Linked DNA regions of Homo sapiens: region 1 is linked to region 2. Evidence: chromatin loops called from intact Hi-C (ENCODE). Cell type or tissue: PC-9. All regions are shown on one strand. Links, peaks and the distances in the headings refer to the core of each region. The heading gives the core; the rest is flanking DNA. Region 1 overlaps CEP41 (centrosomal protein 41). Region 2 overlaps CPA5 (carboxypeptidase A5).

Region 1 (12,888 bases), core at 2,098-10,097, 63 kb before region 2:
CTCACATCAAGACTAAGTTTTTGCTTACGGATATTCAATTGGTCTGGTGCCATTTGTTAAAAAGGTTACCTTTTCTCTATTTAATTACGTGTTCACCCTTGTCAAAAATCAGTTGGGCATATTTACGTGGGTCTATTTCTGGGTTCTCTATTCTGATCCCATGATCCATGTGTCTGCCTTCTGCCAATATCCTAATATTGATTACTATAGCTGTATAGTAAATTGGATACTTAAAATTGGTTAAACTGACTATGCCCACTTTCTTTTTCTTTTTTTTTTTTTTTGAGACAGGGTCTTACTCTGTAGTCCAGGCTGGAGTGCAGTGCTGTGATCTTGGCTCACTGTAACCTCCACTTCCTGGGCTCAAGCAGTTCTCCCACCTCAGCCTCCCAAGTAGCTGGGATCACAGGCGGGCGCCACCATGCCCGGCTAATATTTTTGTATTTTTTGGTAGAGACAAGGTTCTACCATGTTGGCCAGGCTGGTCATGAACGTCTGACCTCAAGTGATCCACCTGCCTCGGCCTCCCAAAGTGCTGAAATTACAGGCATGAGCTACAGTGCCCAGCCTTTCTTTTTCTTTATACAGTTATTTTAGCTATTTTAATTCCCTTGCCTTTCCATATGAATTTTAGAATAATCATATTTACATTTACTTTTTAAATGCTGTGATTTTGATAGGAGTTGCATTAAGCCTGTTTGTCAACATGGGGAGAATTGACATATTTACTATGTTGAGTAACCACTAATCTACTTTCTCTATCTATGGATTTGGCTATTCTGAACATTTCGTGTAGATGCAATCATACAGTATGTAGCCTTTTATGTCTGGCTTCTTTCACTTAGTGAAATGTTTTCAAGATTCATGTATGCTGTAGTATGTGTCGGTTCTTCATTCCTTTTTATTGCCAAATAATCTTCTGTTGTATAGCTATTCCACATTTTGTTTACCCACTCATCAGTTGATGGACATTCGGGTTGTTTACACTTACTGGACATAGTGCTGCTAAGAACATCAGTGTACAAATTTATGTGTGAACATGTGTTTTTAATTCTCTTGGGCATATACCTAGGACTTGAATTGCTTTTCATATGGTAACTGTATGTCTAATTTTTTGAGGAACTGCCAAACTGTTTTCCACAGCAGCCACACCACTTCACATTCCCAGCAGCAATGTAGGAGGGCTCTATTTTCTCCACATCATCACCAATGCTTGTTATTGTTCATCGTTTTGATTACCATCTTTGTGGGCATGAAGTGGTATATTATTATGGCTTTGATTTTCATGTTCCTAATGACTGATAATGTTTGAGCACCTTTTTATGTGCTTTTTGGTATTTGTATATCTCTTATGGAGAAATGTCTATTCAAATCATTTGCCCATATTTATGTTGGGTTATTTTTCTTCTTATTTGTTGAGTTATAAAAGTTCTTTTGGCTGGGCGCAGTGGCTCACACCTGTAATCCCAGCACTTTGGGAGGCCGAGGCAGGTGGATTGCCTTAGCTCAGGAGTTCAAGACTAGCCTGGGCAATACGGTGAAACCCTGTCTCCACTAAAATACAAAAAAATTAGCCAGGCATGGCAGCGTGCACCTGTAGTCCCAGCTACTTGGGAATCCGAGGCAGGAGAATCGCTTGAACCCAGGAGGCGGGGGCTGCAGTGAGCCAAGAAGGCGCTACTGCACTCCAGCCTCGGTGACAGAGCGAGACTCCGTCTCCAAAAAATAAAAATAAAAAAAGAGTTGTTTTATATATTCTGGATACTAGAGTCTTGTCAGAAATATGATTTGCAAATATTTTCTCCCATTCTGTGGGTTATCGAGGGTTTTCTTTTTCTTAGCTGGAGGAGTAGCTAAGTACATCTACCCCATCTTTCTGGAAGCAGAAGTCTCCCAAACTAGTCTTGTAAAGCTTTTGGAAGGGCCAAAGTGTGTTTCATTGCTTAAAACTCACAGTATTTTAAAGTCAGTGTGGGAGAGAAATCTTATTCTAGTGTTCGATTTTTTTTGTTGTTTCAAATTTAGAAATTATTCTAAAGTCAGTTTAGGGGAGAGATTTTTATTTTAATGCTTATATTTCTGTGCATTTTTGTGACTTACCTCCCTGTGTATTCAGAAAAAGTTTTCTACCTGGTGTGCAGCAGCCTATGCATTATGTGCCAGGGTACAGATCCCTGCAGCCCTTTAGCCAACAGGGCCTGGATCAACCCAAACCCAGCATTGTATCCACATTTTATCATTGTATGTGTATCATGAGGTGAAAAGGGTGAGGAGTTAAGAAAACAGAAAAGGGACCTTATAGCCCAAGTAAGAGTACAGAGTTTCTACCTGTGGTTTGTTTTTAAGCTCTGCAGTCAGAGCATTGGAAATAGGCACAGGAATGAGTGAGCATTTCTCATTTTTAGGCTAAATAGATGGGTCTTTCATCTTTTCTTACCAAACAGCAAGCAATTCAGAGTAATCACAAGAAATCAAGAATTTCGTGATATCTCCTGTCTTCACCCAAATCACATTCTACTGAGTTCTTCAAAGACTGCTATCTTCCTCCTGGTTAAAGATTATTTTTTGTTTTTATACCTCTGGCTCTGCTTCTCATATGAACTCAAACACTGAGTGCAGCCATGGCTAGAAATCTCAGAATTATTTTGAACTTCAAATATTTCTTTTGTTCCATAGGTGCCTGTGTGTATCTTACCAGCTCCCCAGCACTGCCAGACTGTGCCATGAATGGATTATGCTTCTGATGAAATCCCTGGCTGCGTTTTGTTCAGTCACCACCGCAGGGTTCTTGTATATTCTCAAGCACCCTCTCTGGGTTTCTGTTTTGCAGCACTGCAGGCTGATTAAGGGACACTTTCCAAACCACAGGGCTCTCCCTTTATTAGTCCCCACAGTCTTTCATTGGCTGCATTGTCCTCCCATTTCTATCTATATTCAATCTAATTTCCAATTTCTTTAGCTTTCTGAAATTCTGTAGGCTTTCTCCACTCAGTCTTTTCTAGCCTTATTTTTGTCTTTTTAAAAATTCACCTTCCTTTTATTATCTCTAGACAAACTATTCATTCCCTCTTTTCTTCTTTAGGCTTTACTTTTCCTGAATATTTGCTAATAGCCTTGACTGTAAGCATCAAACTCATTATAGACTAGGTACTCTTCATTTTTATTTGTTGTTTAATTCTGTTTCTTCCGTCAAAGGAAGAAATATATGTGAAAGGCTTTTATAAACCAGAAAGCACTATACACACATATCACTTATTGAGGTTAACAAAGGACCACTGTGCCTCTTTTCATGCTTTCTGCTCTTCCAAGCCAAGAGAACTTCTCCATAGAGGAGGGAAATATTGAAGAAAAATAAAGCCATGGAGTTGTCTCTTAGCAACTGAGTTCGTGCCTTATAAATCTCATCTACTTTAGATTACTGCTGCACAAAATCACTTGCTTTTCTTATTGGCTCAGTATAAATAATGTTATTAAATTATAGGAAAACAATGGAAAAAATCTAATGAATGACTCATTCACTGAATCAGTTGCACTCTGTGTTTGCACAGCACTGTTGCTATAGTCGGGTTGTTTCTTCCTCTTGATTCTAATTGTAAAGTTTTGTTATATATCTTTTATCACAACTTTAGTTGTAAGTAAACAAAGTAGAAGCTAAATGCTACCTTATACATTTATAGGTTGCTTAAGTCGTGAAGCAATATGAGTCATATATGTAGCACATAACATATACTGTATATAAGTCAAGTTGTACATAGTTTAAAGAAAATCAGGTGTGCAGAAACTCAGACCAAATTGGGAAGTATTTGCATTATAAAATAACTCATTATAAGGATTTTTCAGTTAGTAGATCTCCATAGTAAATTTCATTCAGCAAATGTGTATTTTTCCTATTTATTTATTTATTTATTTATTGAGATGAAGTCTCGCTCTGTTGCCCAAGCTGGAGTGCAGTGGCGTGATCTTGGCTCACTGCAACCTCTGCCTCCCAGGTTCAAGCGATTCTTCTGCCTCAGCCTCCTGAGTAGCTGGGACTACAGGTGCGCACCACCATGCCTGGCTAATTTTTATATTTTTAGTAGAGACGGGGTTTTACTATGTTGGTCAGGCTGGTCTCGAACTCCTGACCTTGTGATCCTCCCGCCTCGGCCTCCCAAAGTGCTGGGATTACAGGCGTGAGCCACTGTGCCAGGTCTAGTTATTTATTTATTTATTGTAGAGATGGGCTCTCACTGTGTTGGCCAGGGTGGTCTTGAACTCCTGGCCTCGAGCAATCCTTCCACCTCAGTCTCCCAAAGTGCTGGGATTACAGGTGTGAGCTATCACACCTGGCCATTTTTTTTTTTTTTTTTTTTTTTGAGATAGAGTCTCACTCTGTCACCCGCATTGTAGTGCAGTGGCGCATTCTTGCTCACTGCAACCTCCCCTTCCTGGGCTCAGGGGATCCTCCTACCTCAGCCTCTCAAGTAGCTGGGACTACAGGGATGTGCCACCATGCCTGGCTAGTTTTTGTGTATGTGTGTGTTTTGTAGAGACGAGGTCTCACTATTTTGCCCAGGCTGGTCCGGAACTCCTGGGCTCAAGCAATCCTGCCTCCTCAGCCTCCCAACGTGCTGGGATTGCAGGCATGATCCAGTGCACCTGACCATCATTCAGCAAGTATTTTTGAGTGTCTCCTATGCTAGACAATGGAAGGGATAAAGATTATTCATACGTGTGTGTGTGTGTGTGTGTGTACGTGCCCATAAATAGTCCTTGGCTTTCTGTCTAGTAAGGTAGGTAAGACAATACAGTGATAAATGCCTTGTGAGTTGTAAGCCGAGTGCTATAGAGGCTCAGAGGAGGGAAAGGTCACTTCCTGCTGAGTGAGCTCTTACGAGTATGTGGCAAGGTGATACGTTAGAGAATGCAAGACTAAGAGTTTGTCAAGTTAAGTAATTAAGGCAACATTAAGAGGTAGTGAGTTGGTGTCCAGTGCTAGAGCAAGGAGTTTCAGCTTTAGTTAGGAAGCAATGGGGAGCCACTGACTTTTTTTTTTCTTTTTGATCAAAAAGTCTTATCTGGGAAAATGTATCTGGCAGTAATGTGTAATTTCAATTTTTTTTAAAAAAAATTGGTTCTTGGATAGTCTTTTAGGCTTCTTTTGTATGAAACAAAGCCATGTTTATAAATAAGTGAATTATGAAATGGATTCATTTCCAATCTTTTTAAAAGGTAGTCAGAAACTATCTTCAGATGCAATTAGATACAGTAAGATAGGCTGCATAGTTAAGATGTAAGCAGTTTACACAGTGGGATAAAAATGCTACTTTTCATACTTTCTCAAACCATTTTTAGGGGTATTTTTGTGTCAGCCATCCTGCTATCTCATTTGTCCAATTAAAGCAAGGAAGAAATCCTCCATTCTCCTTTTTTCCCCATTCTTGGATAGAATGAATGTCTATAGTGAAAAGAACTCATCAGTAGTCCTCTCAGATTTGGTCTGAATTTCACCAAATATTTGTATAATTGCAAAAAACTTGTTTCTCAGCCTTCTCCTTTAGGGGGAAAACAAATAGAGGGCATGATGGCCTACCTCCCTGCATTGTGGTGAGGGTCAGCTGATACAAAATAAAGTGTTAAGTGTAATTACCCTGAAATGTTTGTAATTAATGGAGAAATGAAGTGTAGACACTTTGTTAGTAGAAACCACTGTGGTTTGGAAATGCAGTGTTTCAATAATAAAGACTGGATAAATAAGGTTGTGGTTTGGAAATGCAGTGTTTCAATAATAAAGACTGGATAAATAAGGTTGTGGTTTGGAAATGCAGTGTTTCAATAATAAAGACTGGATAAATAAGGTTGGCTAGTGTTTTCCATTCTTCAGGGAATTTACAACACAAGATGATCCCCACCTCTCACTATTAAGGAAGTAGCATTTCCTACAAATTTACCTCATGATTAATTGTGTTTTTTTACAACAACACAACAAAAAAAGATGTGTTTTTCAGGAGGTTGGAAATGCGAATCCTGGCTTAGTTACTAACTTGCCATGCCACCAGACAAATCAGGTGTTCCTTTTTGTCCCTCATTTTCTGACTAGATTGCCTAAAGCTTCCCTAGCCGAAAGAAACTACCTGCCACGTCAATAACATGCAACTGTGGGTGACTCAGGGACATATAACCTAAAGCTACTGGGTAAAATATTTTAAGAATGAGACTTGGGAAGCTGAACAGCATACTGATTTGCCGTCTTCTTCCGCCATTGTATTGACCAGGCAAGTCCACGCCTGAGTTCAGAGTTGCAGTGGGCAGGAGAGATGTGTGTCCAGGAAGAAATTGTGGCTTCTGCTCTGAAGATCTGGTCACATCTCGGGTCAATTGCAGTTTGAAGAACCTAGGAAAGACTGTATTTGGTTCTAATCTTGGTGATATTTGGGCCTCTTCTAAGAGGTATTCAGTGTCTCTCTTGAGAAGGCTTAGGCCTTCCTGGCAGCCCTGACTGCCTTCATTTCTCTTGGAACTTCCAGGTCCAGGCCTGCTCTGAATCCTCCTTTCTGGTCCTGGATACAGAGAGTGTATGTCTTAACACCAAAAAAAAGAAAAGAAAAGAAAAGAAAACAATGGTGGATTTTTATTCCATGATGAATTCATGGTAAAGATTTAATAATAGCCAATGAAATAAGTTGTTTTTTTGAAAATGTATTTTGGGTTTCAGAGCAAGGATTTTCTTTTTCTGCTTCTGACCCAAACATGAAGAAAAGTTCAGAATAGTCCTTGAAAATGTCAGTTCATGCTACTATTAATTGAAAGCATTTCTTTTATCTGATGTTGGGGCTGCATCTGACTAGATCCTCTCCAGGCTTAAAAAGTTAGGAGCACAGTTTTAGAAATGAGAAATTATTTTGAATGTTTTCCTTTTGCCATACCTTTTAGGTGACAGAAAGAGCTTCCTGCGTTGAATTGAATCAAATCGAAGCATACCCAGTAAAATATAATAGCCCCTGGCTTGACAGCTAGAATTGAGTTGGAAACCAGAAGGTTCCTGGCTGAGTTTTTTAAGTCTGAAAACCTCCAAACCACCTTGGCCAGTACTAGTATTATAGAAACATACTATAAAACATGAGGGCTGGGGCCTCTCTGCAGTTTCAAGAATCTGCTGTTATTTCTCAGCACATCAAATCTATGGTGAATACTAGTGTGTAGACTGTGTAGTCTAGTTCAGACTGCAACGTGAGCATGAACGGTAGAAGAGTAAGTTCAGGAAAGAGAAGGAAACTGTGAAGACAAAGCCGAGAGGAGAGAGTTGCTTGGGTAACCACAAAGGCACATTTTAGACACTCAAAGAACACTGCCTCCTTTTTGCTCCTCTTCTGTGTATCTTCCCCACAAAAAGATCGTCAGCGGGGGCAGGGGAGATAAAAGGAGGAGGAAAGCCTAGACTTGAAAAACAAACTGATAGAAAATGATCATCTGTATCTCCTGGAACTTGTCAATGTTTTGGGGGTATGCATCCCAGCTTAAACACATTCTACCAAAACATTTCCCTCGGCTCTGCAACTTTTAATAACGCTGTATTATCCAAAAGATTTTACTGTGTGTGGCCTGTTTGCTGCTGTCCAGAATCCCCTAAGAACAGGATAGGAAAGCTTAGGGGATACTTTTCCTCCATTCTGTTTCCACAGTGTTACTCATTTGCTTCCATTTAAAGTATATCTAAAACCCCTTATTTTCTTTTTAGGTAACAGTATGACTAAATATACTGAGAAGCTCGAAGAGATTAAGAAAAGTAAGTAACACTCTTGATGGTTTGGGAGAGTGGAAGTCTATAGTTGTTCTATAAATTGGTTCTTAACTAACAATTGTGTTCCACAGGTGACAGGCACAGAGAGCTATGGATGGTCCGATAAGCCTAGCAGGTGCCTCAAGGGCTGTGGGAGATCCTGGGTGCTGTACTGGGCTGCTTCTCAGATTGTGGCCTGTAGGCCTAAATTCTGCCCTATTTCCATCCCATAGGAGACATTAGTGTTGGCCTGCAGAGTCAGATCTGGTGGAATGAGCTCTGCTTAAGCTTCTAGTGTCATTGTACTGCAGTCTTCATGCCCTTCTTCAAGATATTTCATCTTTTCTGTCTTATTTTGTCTCTATTTGAGATAGGGGGTAATAATATCTTCCTTCAGAACATTCTTGTGTGTATAAATGAGAGTATTCATGGAAGACAGGGACGTGAGAACTTAGTGTTATGCATTATCAATTCATTGCAGTCTGTTTTCTTTTAATTAAAAATCATATTTCATCTACATCCTTTTAAAAAACTTATCTGCAAAGATATGTTACCAGTCATTGAGTGCATTGCCCTTGCACAAAATCATAATTTTTCAGTCTGCATCCAAAACTGATGTAAAGTGTATACTTCAAGGCCAGAATTAAGGAAGAAGTAGAAACATCTATTTTCTAAGATGGATTTGCTCATATCTTGAATAAGAGAACCCAGTGCTAGGGGATATTTAGTTAATGGTGGTAAAGAGGTACTCTGATTAATCATAGTTCAGGACTTGGCTCTGGTAATGTACATCTTCTTGGAAGATAAAATTGCACATCCAGAATACATCAGAACATTTTCTTCTTTTACACAGCAGACCTTTTATTTGAAATCAAAGTTCCATTTGAATTGCTGCAATATTGGGAAACCCCAACCAATAGATGTGGACTCAGGAGCTGCTTTATGCTGTGTTTTCATTTGCCATGTTCAGCTATAAGGGCTAATGCTACAAACTTCTTAAAAATATGTAATGCCACAGTATCCTTCTCTTTTCTTCCTGAACATTTTATATTACATAAGTATATGTATTTTAAATATCTATATAAAATATATACTTTTAAACTCTGGAGAAAGATCGCATTTACTCACCTACACTTCATTGTTGCCATCCTTGACTCATCCAAGACAGGCAGAATCCAGCTGGCCTGCTTCTTTTTGGGTTTGTCGTCTCTGTCACCTCTCATCCATTTGCAGCTGAGTGTGAGTTCACATGTCCTCACTAGAAATTTGTCCCATAAAAATGTCCCACTCTGCCCAGGTTGCCATAACCTCACTTAAAACATTTCTTCAAAGTACGATGTGGTTTCTTTAATATCTAAACCTTACGTGGAGGTGATCTCCCAGAACAATACCCTTGGAACAGAACCTTGAAAAATGCTTGCTTCACTTTCCCTCTGTAGGAGTGGAGGGCTTCCTTTTAGTAGAGCAGGAGATTCCTGTTACCCCATTTCACACACTTTGTGCTGATTCCCTGACAGAATTGCTTTAGATTCTGGTTTGGCATCTACATTTTAGAAGATATTTCCTTCTCTTTCCCCATTTTCTGTTGTAAGTATTATTTGGGGTTGAAAGGGAGGAGAATATTCCCTTGTTTCTTGATACCCTAGACCCATCACTTTACTCAGATTACCTTAGATGCCATTTCTTTCTGTGAAACCACAAACCTTGTTCTGTTACTTCCTTTGATTTGTCTTCCACTGTGAACCCAACTTCCCTTTGCTAATAATGCATTTCAACAGAACCCTGAAAATGCAGAAATCCTTTGTAATCTGAATATTCTTTCAACTCTACCTGGGGAAAATAGACACTCTATGTCTATTGACAATTTACAAAGCCCATTCTTGGTTTCTGGTGGTTAGATGACACTAGTTGGACCCAGTGTGAAACATCCTAGATAGTCAGGTCTCTGTCCTTCCAGTAACTCGAGAGAGACAGACTTAGAACCTAGACTTACTGGAGAAGCACACCTTGATAACATATCTGAAACTAGGATTGTCTTCAACACAGAGTTTGGGAGAAGACACATAGCAGAAGCTCCATTCTTAAAGCTCTGTTCGCTCTTGCGAGGACAGACTGACAGAGCCTTCCAAGTCATCCTTTTTATAAAAATTTAAACTTACTGTAGAACATCTAGTTTGATCTTTTATCTCTGAGTAATCATGTCAAAAAGTCCTACTGACGGCTGTCCTTCTAAACCAGAACCAGGTACGTGGAGTTCAGGTTCAAATATGTAGGGGGCTGCTAGTGCTTGTGCAGAAGACAGTAGAAATCCCAATCTTTAGAATAAAGCAGTCTTTTTTTTGTTTGTTTAAATTAATCTTTGTTTAGTTAAAGGAGATTTTAAAGTATACATTTTATGCTTAGAAGCATTTTAAACCTTGTAACCATACCAAAAGAATATCAGTGGATAAATGTCACAGTGCAAACTACTTGAAAGCTGTTGGCTGTTTCCATTTGCTGATTTATTGTTGTTTTGATTTGCATAAACGACTTTTGGTGGGCAAGTTGGTGGCAATCAAAAGGAACACTGTAGTTATTTGGTTGTACTTTGTAAAGCCTCAGCTCGGCCTATTTGGGTCTGCATCCCGGCAGGTTTTAGAAGTTCCACTGCATATAGGTTTGTTACCTTGTTGTATCCAGAAGCAGCATCTCTAAGCATTTCCTAGAAGTAATGGTCTGTTATTAGCCAAATTGCTCTCTTTAAGACATTTTAGAACAGAGAAGTTTAATTCCCTATTTTTAAAAAGCCTTGATATATTTACAGAAGGCTAGTTTTTAAAGTAGTATCATTTCCCGACTCTGAGTCTTAAGGTCTGTGCTGGTTTTTGGAAAATTCATGAAAGTGATTAGTTACACCAGGTAAATAATCTTAAATACTTTTAATCCTTTCCTTTGTTGCTAGGAGTCTTGGTTTATGAGACATTTATGCTGTGAAGGCCATAGCAATTAACCAGCTAACCTTTAATAATTCTGAAATAATGAGGCAGCAGTTAAAGAGTCATGGGTACCAATATAAAAACCTAGGTGAGGAGGAAAGCATGAGGGCGGGCAGAGTTCAACACTGAAAACCATTCAGAATTTGACTGTCATCTTCAAAACAGTTTAAGGAAGCTAACCTTTAACACGTATCTATGGAACAGATAATAGATAAAGTGCAACTGGCTTAGTTTTTAATAACTGTTTAATGTGATGGGAAGAATTATGAACACAAGTGCAGAAGTACCTATATGTGAGTTATAGCTCAGAATTGTCAAGACAGCACTGAATAAATATTGATGTTTTAAGTTTTTTTTTTGTTTTTTTTTTTGTGACACAGTTTCACTCTCACCCAGGCTGGAATGTGGTAGTGCAATCTTGGCTCACTGCAATCTCCACCTCCCAGGTTCAATTGATTCTCATGCCTCAGCCTCTGGAGTAGTTGGGATTACAGGTGTGCACCACCATGCCCAACTAATTTTTGTATTATTAGTTGGGATTTGTATTATTAGTTGTATTTTGTATTATTAGTTGTATTATTAATTGGAGTGTTGGGATTACAGGCATGAGCCACCAAACCTGGCCTAAGTTGGTTTTATTTTATTTTTTTAAATGGTGGGGCCGGACGCTTTGGCTCACGCCTGTAATCCCAGCACTTTGGGAGGTTGAGGTGGGTGGATCACTTGAGGCCAGGAGCTCGAAACCAGCCTGGCCAACATGGTGAAACCCCGTCTCTACTAAAATACACAAATTAGCCAGGCCTGGTGGTGGGCAACTGTAATCCCAGCTACTCGGGAGGCTGAAGCAGGAGAATCCCTCGAACCTGAGAGGCGGAGGTGGCAGAGAGCCGAGATCACACCACTGCACTCCAGCCTGGGCGACAGAGAAATAAAAATAAATAAAATAAAATGGTAGTAAACAACAAAAACAAGAACACATAACACCTACCATCGTAATGGTTTTTAAGTGTACAGGTCAGTGGCATTAAGTATTTTCATACTGTTGTACAACAGAACTGCAGAACTTTTTCATCTTGCGAAACTAAGTAGGTTAATTTTTATTGGAGTGAAGTTGGAGAGAAGCTGAGAGATGATCAGAACCAATCACAGCTGTGTGCCCAGCATACACTTAGAAATGTTGTCCTGTGGCTTCAGCATAGTGTGTAATGGCAGGAATAATATTGCTTTCTTTTTAAGCTGGAGTCAGAATAGTGGGGCATGAACGTCTCACCAGCTGTTTGAGCTGGGGCAGCTCAGCCTCTCTGAGTCTCTGTCCTCATTTGTAAAACACGGACATTTCTTCCCTGCTTTACTCTGAAAAGGATTTGAGGCGGCTTACAAAAATGCGTGGAGTACAATGTGGTCGAAGTAGAGACAGCTTAGTTAAAGGAAAATGGTAGACTAATAAAATAAAGGCAAGGGGTAGTCACTAGACCAAAGGTAGCTTATAAATTCAACTTTAAGCTTCCTAATGACAAAGCAAAGGGAAACAAACTGAACAGATGATACTACTACCTGCCACACCTAATTTTGATGATATCATGAGGCTCAAATGAGATAATAGATGTAAAAGCATATAAATAACTTGAAAGACCACGTCACTTGACAACTAGAAAGAATAGCTCTAAAAAAGCAAAATAGATAAATACTTGTCTTACCATATTTTTCAGATTATAGATACAAAAAAGATGAGCTTTTCAAGAGACTAAAAGTTACAACTTTTGCCCAGCTGGTAAGTTTCTTGATTTTTCCACTGGAGTAAAGTCTGTCTAATTTGTGCCACTTTATGTATTTCTAAATTCAACTCTAGGGAAAGTTTGCAGAGGAGTTTCTTCTGATTCTTTGTATGTCGTTCAGCTATGGGAAGATTAATTGGTATGTGGTGTGTGTGTTCACATGAAGATGGTGAGAAATGTTTCTCTCTTCTTTGATAAGAATTCTATAAAGTAAATGTTTGCCCTACTTTTAATTCATTAAACTTGTGGTTAGGGGTTTTTTTCCTTATACATTTAACTTAATATTTAGAATCTAAAATTCTGGATCCTGGATTGTTTCAACGTTTTTCTCTGGAAACCAAGTGATTTCCCCTTTTCTTGGACTGATCTTTTCCAAATC
Region 2 (8,000 bases), core at 1-8,000:
TCCAGATCTCTTTGAATATGACTCTCTGCCTAACAGACCTTAACCTAATGTCTGCTGTACAGTCCCTAAGTGTCAGTCACAGTTTCCCATAAACCCTGGAGTCCTTCACTAGTTTCTGACTGAGTCAGGAGACCCTAAGGGGCCCAAAGACACAAGAGAGCCCAGAGCTTGCCCGGCCAGACCTACCTCCTCCAGGGTGTGGTATGATGAGTAACTGAAGCTGTTGGTGCTGCGCTCCAGCCGGCGGGATTTCGCCATGGCCTGTCTTTCCTCATCCAGCAGCACCTGGGTGATGGGGAACACATATTGGAAAGGAAGGGGAGAGCTGGGCTGGCTATGCCTCTTCTGAGCCCTGCCTCCACTGGCTGTGCATAAAGACAGCAGCAACACAGGAGAATGAGCCACCATGAGTGTGAACTGCACAACAGAAGGAAGGTCCAGGTTGCTGGCTGATTCTTCTGCCTGGCAAGCTGGCAGTCATGCTGCCATTTCCCAAATGATCACAGGGCAAGGAGTCCAGAGAGCTGGGTTCTAGGTCTGCCTCTGCCACTAACTGGCTGTGGAATTTACTGTGGCCTTAGTTTCCTCAGCTTGAAAATTGGGAAAGCAATATCTGCCTTGCCACCTCATAGGATAAAATGTAATAATGGATTTGAAGGTGTTTTTGGGGGAAAAAAGGTGCTCACAGTCTACTGCCAACATTGCTTTTGCACTTAATAAACACTCTGTTGAGTCAGGACCCAAGGTGAACCATGTGCACTGACCCCCCTGGGGGAAGCAGAGGGTTCCTCTGACCCCCAACATTAACTCCACTTCTAGGAAACAGCCTAGACAACTGGTATCCAAGCCATTCAGAAAGCCAGGCATGGCCAAAGTCAGTCCAAATCAATATGATTAATGTGCCAATGGTCTTTCACTTATCTCCTAAACACAAGTCTTGATGAGCCAAAAGCAATGTCCTTGGGTATCAACGTGGAGTCAAGCATTCAAGCCTTACATGGTACTTCCCGCTGCCCATACAGAGGGCAGTATAATGCCTGGTTGGGTTAACCACTCACTCACTGCTCAGACCACCTACATAATCTTGGGACATTTTTCTCTGCTTGGGTCACAGTGAGATGAGCTAGTGTCCTTCACCCAAGCCCATGCCCTTATAATGGCATCCAGGAGCCAAGGCACCCCAGGATTCAGCACAGACTGTCCAGTGTGGGAAGTACTCAGGTCGTCTGCCACAGAGGATGCTGAGAAAGCATCCTCATTAACGCGAGTTGCCCTTTGTTTGCAGCACTGGGCCACAACTAAGTCTTGCTGATAACTTATTTGGGGCTAGAGCCTTAGTTGACCAAGCTTCTTTATGTTCATGATCTCACTTGATCTGGTCAGATGACCTGAAAACAGGACAGAAATGAGCTATTTCTGTTTTAGAGCTAAAGCAGATTGGAGTGGTAAAGGGACTTAATGGCAAAGCTAACAAGTGGTGGAGGTGAGATAAGAACCAGGCATTCTAGTCTGTACCCTTGGGTTCCTTAAGGCCAACTATCAAAACTAAAGGCCAACAGTAATAACACATATGCAGGTTGGGCATGGTGGCTCACACCTGTAAACGCAGCACTTTGGGAGTCCAAGGCAGGAGGGTCGCTGGAGCCCAGGAGTTTGAGACCAGCCTGGGCAACAAAGCAAGGCCCCATCTCTACAAAAAATTAAAATTAAAAAATTAGTCAGGCTTGGTGACGCATGCCCGCAGTCCCATCTACTTAAGCTGAGGCAGGAGGACTGCTTGAGCCCGGGAGTTGGAGGCTAGAGTGAGCTATGATTGAGAGTGAGTTATGATCGTACCACTGTACTCCAGGCTGGGCAACAGAGTGACACCCTATTTCTAAACACACACACACACACACACACACACACACACACACACACAGAGGCACAAAAACACACACATACACAGATATGTTTATGTCTGTGTGTATGCATATGTGTGTAGACAGAAAGAGCATGCAAGTGTTAACAACAGCTAAAAACTCCATTGTACTATTCTTTCAATTTGAAAGATTTTTACAATGATGAAAACTCAAGGACCCCTGAGCATAAGAATGCAAGATACTAAAATCCCAAAAATATAAACCAAAATATTCGCAATGCCTGCTAAGATAGAAGAAGGCAGATTTGGAGTAAATTTTTTCTATCCTCTATTTTTACATTTTGGCAATGTGCTTATACTACTTCAATAAGAACTTTTTTTTTTTTTTTGAGATGGAATTTCTCTCTTCTTGGCCAGGCTGGAGTACAGTGGCGTGATCTCGCCTCACCGCAACCTCTGCCTCCCAGGTTCAAGCGATTCTCCTGCCTCTGCCTCCCGAGTAGCTGGGATTACAGGTATGCACCACCACGCCTGGCTAATTTTTTGTATTTTTAGTAGAAACAGGGTTTCTCCATGTTGGTCAGGCTGGTCTTGAACTCCCAACCTCAGGTGATGCACCCACCTCAGCCCAGAACTTTTAAATGAATAAATAATAGCAAAACCAAAAGCCCTAATGGCTGCTGTGGAGTCTTCCACCCCCGTCAGGAAGAGCGGTGTCCCTCCCCGCCCCACCTGCCACAGATGAGGCAATGCCTAATGACTCACTCATCCCCGAGGCCTAGTTGGCTTGCTTACAACGTTCAGGTTCATAGATTTAAAAATGGGACTGGAAATTGATGTTTGGGGCTCACTTTATTTTTGAGCACCAACTCCATGCGAGGCAATTACAGTTGCGATGTTTTCCAGCTGCACTAGCTGGCCAGGGGCAAAGCTGGGATTGCTGGGTAAGTTAGATGTGGCCGGAGGAGCCCCGGTCCTCTCTGGCCCTTCACAAACACTTCTGGGAAGCTCTAACAAAAGGAATTTGTCTTCTTCCCAGGAAGCTGACCCAAATCTCAACAGCCTACCATGACCAATGTGTGCCAGCCACTGTGTGCCTGGTGCCATCAGCTGTGACGAGCAGCTGCAAGGAAGACAGCAGCCTGCCAGCTGTGAGGACAAGGCAAAGGGTCTCCAAGGATCTGGTGGAAGCCTGAAGTTGGGGTGAAAGTGGAGGACAGGGAGGAGAAATCGGAAAAAGAAAGGACTAGAAGACTCAATTTTCCCTACACAGCCTGGGACACCCACAGGAAGACAGGACCCAGGAGGCTGTCCTTTGTTCCACACAAGAGCTTGGAGGCAAATGGGAAGTCAGCACCAAACTGCAAATAACTTTCCAGACACCCTCACAGCCTTGTGAATGGAGGTGACACCCTCTTTCAAACTGGGAATTCTCAGCCCTCACAGCTGGCCCCACTTCCAGGAACAGGAATCTGCCTTGGCCTGGAAAATGCACCAGCGTTTGCTCCATTCCTGGGGCTGGGGGAAGGGGATGGGTGACGGAAGAATGCGGTCAGGCCACAGGCTGAGGAATGCCTAATGACAGCCCTGTCAGGCTTCTCAGGAAAAAACAACAAAACAAAGAAACCAACCAACTCAGAAGTAAGCCATCTGCCTCCCTGGAAGCCATAACCTGACAGGGAAAGTAATACCTCAGTGTGAATTAATTTACGATGAGTCAAGGAAGGATGGGGGCCCTAAGGGAAGAACAGTCCTCCCGGGTTGGGCAGGGGAGGAGGTAGCAGGGCCCCAGTGCTGAAGCTGAGGCGGAGGAGAGCAGATCTCTCACAGCCGAACTCCAGCCACAGATGCAAAATGGACGCAGCTCATGGAAACAGAGTGGGTTGGGGGCTCTGGGACAGCAGCCGCTGCCTCTCCTCCCACGTTCCTGGCCTTCTCTTCCAGGTCTAACATCTGCAGTAGCAGCTATGTGGCCAGTAGCAACTCCAGTCCTGTGGCACTGGATGTGGGGGGTGGCTGCTGATCTGAAGTTTTCAGAATGGACCCCCTCAGAGGTCAAGGCCAAACCACAAGGCTTCCCTGTCTAAAAGGCAAAGTTAAAGTGCCACACAGACAACAGTGATGACCACTGAGGGGACAGATGCCTTGAGAGTGGAGTCTGAGGGTGCGGGAGCTCAGGTTAAACCCTGATCCTGCCACCAACTCCATCAAATTACTAACATCTCTGTGCCTCAGTTTCCCCATTGTAAAATGGAGGTCATGTTATCACATACTTTATCACATACTTTAAAATGTTCTCATGAGAGCCAGGCGCAGTGGCTGACACCTGTAATCCCAGCACTTTGGGATGCCAAGGCAGATGGATCACTTGAGGCCTCCGGAGTTCAAGACTGGCCTGGCCAACATGGCAAAACCCTGTCTCTACTAAAAATACAAAAATCAGCCAGGCGTGGTGGCGCGCGCCTGTAAGCCCAGCTACTTGGGAAACTGAGGCAGGAGAATTGCTTGAACCCAGGAGGCGGAGGTTGCAGTTAGGGGCGATTGTGCCACTGCACTCCAGCCTGGGCGACAGAGCAAGACTCCATCACACAAACACACACACACACACACACACACCAATGTTCTCATGAGGATTAGAAGGGTTAATACATGCTAAATGCTTAGACTTTTGCCAGGCATGTAGTAAATGCTAGTGAATGTTAGCTATGATGATGAGGAGGAGTGTGACAATGATAAGGAGGGTGATAATAACTTTGGGGTGACTCCAGGGCTCTGTGATGGAGCATTACAAGGCATGACCAGGAAGTCTGGGTTTCTCCAGAGGTAGGATAGCTTCTGTAGGACTTGGAGGGCAGAAAGCCCCCATTAATGGTCATCTGGGGGAGTCAGTCAGCACCTGACTTTCATGGGGCCCAACAGAGGGGCCTGGGTCCTCTTCTTCTGTCCCTACCCCCATGATGCAGGCAGCCTCCATCTCTCTTAGGGTCTTGCCCATCACTGCTGCTGTCTTCCCTGGCTTCTCCTGCAATCTTTCCTGTTGTCTTCTTCTCCTCTCTGGAGCTGCCACTCACCCACAGACCAGCCAACAGCATTTCTACCTTTAAAACTCTGCTATTCAAGCCAGGCATGGTGGTGCACGCCTGCAGTCCCAGCCATTCGGGAGGCTGAGGCAGGAGGATCTCTTGAGCCCAGGCGTTCAAGGCTGCAGTACGCTATGACTGTGCCTGTGAATAGCCACTTTACTCCACCCTGGGCAATATAACAAAACCCCATCTTAAAAAACAAAAACAAACAAACAAAAAAACCTCTCGTGGTTCACGCCTATGATCCCTGCACTTTGGGAGGCTGAGGCAGGTGGATCACTTGAGGCCAGGAGTTTGGGACCAGCCTGGCCAACATGGTGAAACCCTGTCTCTACTTTAAAAAAAAAATTAATAATAATAATACAAAAATTGGCCAGGGGTGGTGGTGTGTGCCTGTAATCCAAGCTACTCGGGAGGCTGAGGCATGAGAATTGCTTGAGCCTGGGAGGTGGAGGCTGCAGTGAGCCGAGATCATGCCACTGTACTCCAGCCTGGGTGAGGGAGTGAGACCCTGTCTCAAAAAGAAAACAAATAAACAAATAAAAACTGTACTCTTCAGCTAGCAAGATAATAATTTAAAGAAGTAAAGAATTAAATTATATAAGCAATGAGAAAAAGGTAAATGTCAACAAGAGTGAAATGGGAAAGAAAGAGGAAGTTGGAGAAGTGGGGAAGAAGGGTACAATTTAAAATAAGATGAGCAGTCTGGCGTGGTGGCTCACACCTGTAATTTCAGCACTTTGGGAGCTCGAGGTTGGCGGGTTGCCTGAGCCCAGGAGTTCAAGAGCAGCCTGGGCAACATAATCAGACCCCATCTCTACAAAAAATACAAAAATTAGCTGGGTATGGTGACATGGGCCTGTAGTCCCAGGGCCTGTACTTAGAAGGCTGAGGCGAGAGGATGGAGTGAGCCTGGGAGTTCGAGGCTGCAGTGAGCCATGATCGTGCCACTGCACTTAAGCCTAGACAACAGAGTGAGATCTTGTCTCAAAATAAATAAATACAATAAAATGAAAAGCCTTATGACCATTGCAAGGGCTTTGGCTTCTACTCCAAATTAGTTGGGTTTTAAGCAGAGGAACAACATGCTTGAATTTGCAATAGTTTTAAAGGACTCTTCTGGCTGCTGTTTTGAGATTAGGTAATAAGGAATCAAGGTGGAGAATGGGGGAGAGCAGTTAGAAAGCAACTGGAAGAACCCAGGTGAGGGACGAGATGGCGCATGGGCCCTCGGGGGTGGTGTGGGATGTGCTAAGATCCATTCTGAAGGCAGCGATAAATCTGTTGTTGATGGGGAGTTTGAGGAAGGGGTCAAGAATGGCTCCCAGCTTCTGGTCTGAGTGACTGGAAGGATGGTGTTGCCATTTCCTGAGATAAAGAGGGCTGTGGAGGCACCGATGAAGGGCCAGGGGAGCTTGGTCTGGACCTGGAAAGTTGGAGATGCCCATTGCACCCCCAGGTGGAAACACTGAGTAGGCGGTTGGATCCAGGAGAGGAGGTGCTGGCTGGAGACAGAACACAGAAGTCCTGGATGCCAGGGGAAGAGACAGGCTCCAGGAAGGAGAGAGTGACCAGTTGTGCTGTTGGAAGAGGAACATTGAGAGTCGGCCATCGGGTTGGATCTGGAAGTTGCGTGTGACATTGTCGAGGGAAGCTTTGGTGAAGTGAGGGGGTGGGCAGCCTGCTGGCGGACAGGGATGGAGATGACAGGGAGAGTCAGTATTTTCAGGAGTTTCAGTCTATGGGGAAGCATAAAAATGGGGTGATGGCTGGAGGGGAGAGGGAAGGGATCAAGAGAGGGTTTTTTTAAATGGGAGAAATAACTGTATTTGCATGGTGATGAGAGTGATCCACTAGGGCGAGGGAAATTGGCAACGCAGTATTTACACTCAATTGTATTCTGCTCTAGATGGTCAGAGTATGGGTGATTTTTGTTTTCTCCTTGTGCTTTCCACTATTTTCCAAATTATCTAACATGAATATTTATTAATTTTGTAATCAGAAAAAAAGCCATTAAAAGCCACAGAGCTGATTGCTCAAGTGAAGTTTTTCCATGGTGACTCATCCTAGGGAAAAAATAAAAAAAAAAACCAAAGGGCTGAAAAGAACGAGGTGAAGAAAAATTAAATGCAAATAGAGCTCGCTCGGAATCAGATAATTTCTTGCCTGGCCCACTGCAATTTCCTCACCACCCTCCTGCCTGTCAGTCTCTCCCTGGTCCTGTCCCCAACTCAACACTGTCACTGTCAGGGTGGTGTTTCTGAAATGCAAATCTGATCATGTGAAAGCACCTCCCATGACTCCCCCCTAGTTGTCAGGATAAAATCCTGACCTCGTCACATGGTGGAGGGCACTCTTTGTGATGGGGTCTGGCTTCATCACCAATCGGGGTGGGGGCCCCCCTTCCTCTGGCCAGCCCCCCCTCACCTGCTCTTCAGCGCACCGTAATTACCGCCTTCTCAGAAGCACGGCGTGCAGTGCCTCTTGTATGCGCTCCCATAGCAACCGCCCTCACTCCATCAGTCGCTCATCCACTCCATTGTAACCACCGATTTACCCCCCTCCATCCCCGGCCCCCGCGACCCTCCAGCTGTCCTGGATACAGGGCCAAGTTTTTTATCTCTGTGTTTCCAGCCCCTTGCCCGATGCACAGCACACAGTAGGGCTCTCTGTGTCTGGGAGTGGAATGAATGGCCCTGCCTCATGTTTCTCAAGCATCCCTCTGATCACAGGGCAGAGGGAGGGAGAGATTCCAAAATCTCCCCTGCCTCTGGCCAAAGTAAAAACCAGCATCGAGGTTTTCCAGCCTGGTCCTAGCCACCAAACACGACCACTCCTCTTTCCTTTCCTCCTCCTAATGAATGTCTATTAGTTCCACTGACATTTATCAAGCCTCAACGAAGCAGCAGGTCCTATGGTAGGTACTGGGGTAGGAAGATTGACACGGAGCGTGGAGCTGAACCTTGGCTGAGGGGAGGGGGCCAGAGGAACAAAGACCCACATGTGAATAAGGTTGTGCCTGTCCTGAACTCCCCAACCGAGCAAGTCATTCAGCA

What was found. Hi-C counts contacts between places; a loop is a spot of excess contacts. Peaks named below come from ENCODE experiments on the same cell type or tissue, not always from the same donor. Only the 100,000 strongest peaks of a DNase experiment are listed, where the experiment ranks them.
Region 1: a loop joins it to region 2, with 10 times the contacts of the local background. A loop is called at or near these places in 6 of 110 quality-filtered maps.

What each region holds. Positions count from the first base shown.
Region 1 is chr7:130,411,796-130,424,683 of GRCh38, reverse strand. It overlaps CEP41 (centrosomal protein 41), which reads left to right. Exons shown (of 11, transcript NM_018718.3): 3 at 7,718-7,765; 4 at 12,444-12,505. Among named protein-coding and RNA genes, the nearest start is that of CEP41, 23 kb to the left of the region's middle. In PC-9, for the core only: no CTCF peak of the experiment used is centred there; a DNase peak (open chromatin) is centred at 3,563; H3K27ac peaks cover 1,289 bases.
Region 2 is chr7:130,351,874-130,359,873 of GRCh38, reverse strand. It overlaps CPA5 (carboxypeptidase A5), which reads right to left. Exons shown (of 13, transcript NM_080385.5): 6 at 187-285. Among named protein-coding and RNA genes, the nearest start is that of CPA5, 11 kb to the right of the region's middle. RefSeq lists an enhancer at 6,980-7,626. In PC-9, for the core only: no CTCF peak of the experiment used is centred there; DNase peaks (open chromatin) are centred at 233, 2,613, 3,503, 7,033 and 1 weaker place; H3K4me3 peaks cover 1,132 bases; H3K27ac peaks cover 2,362 bases.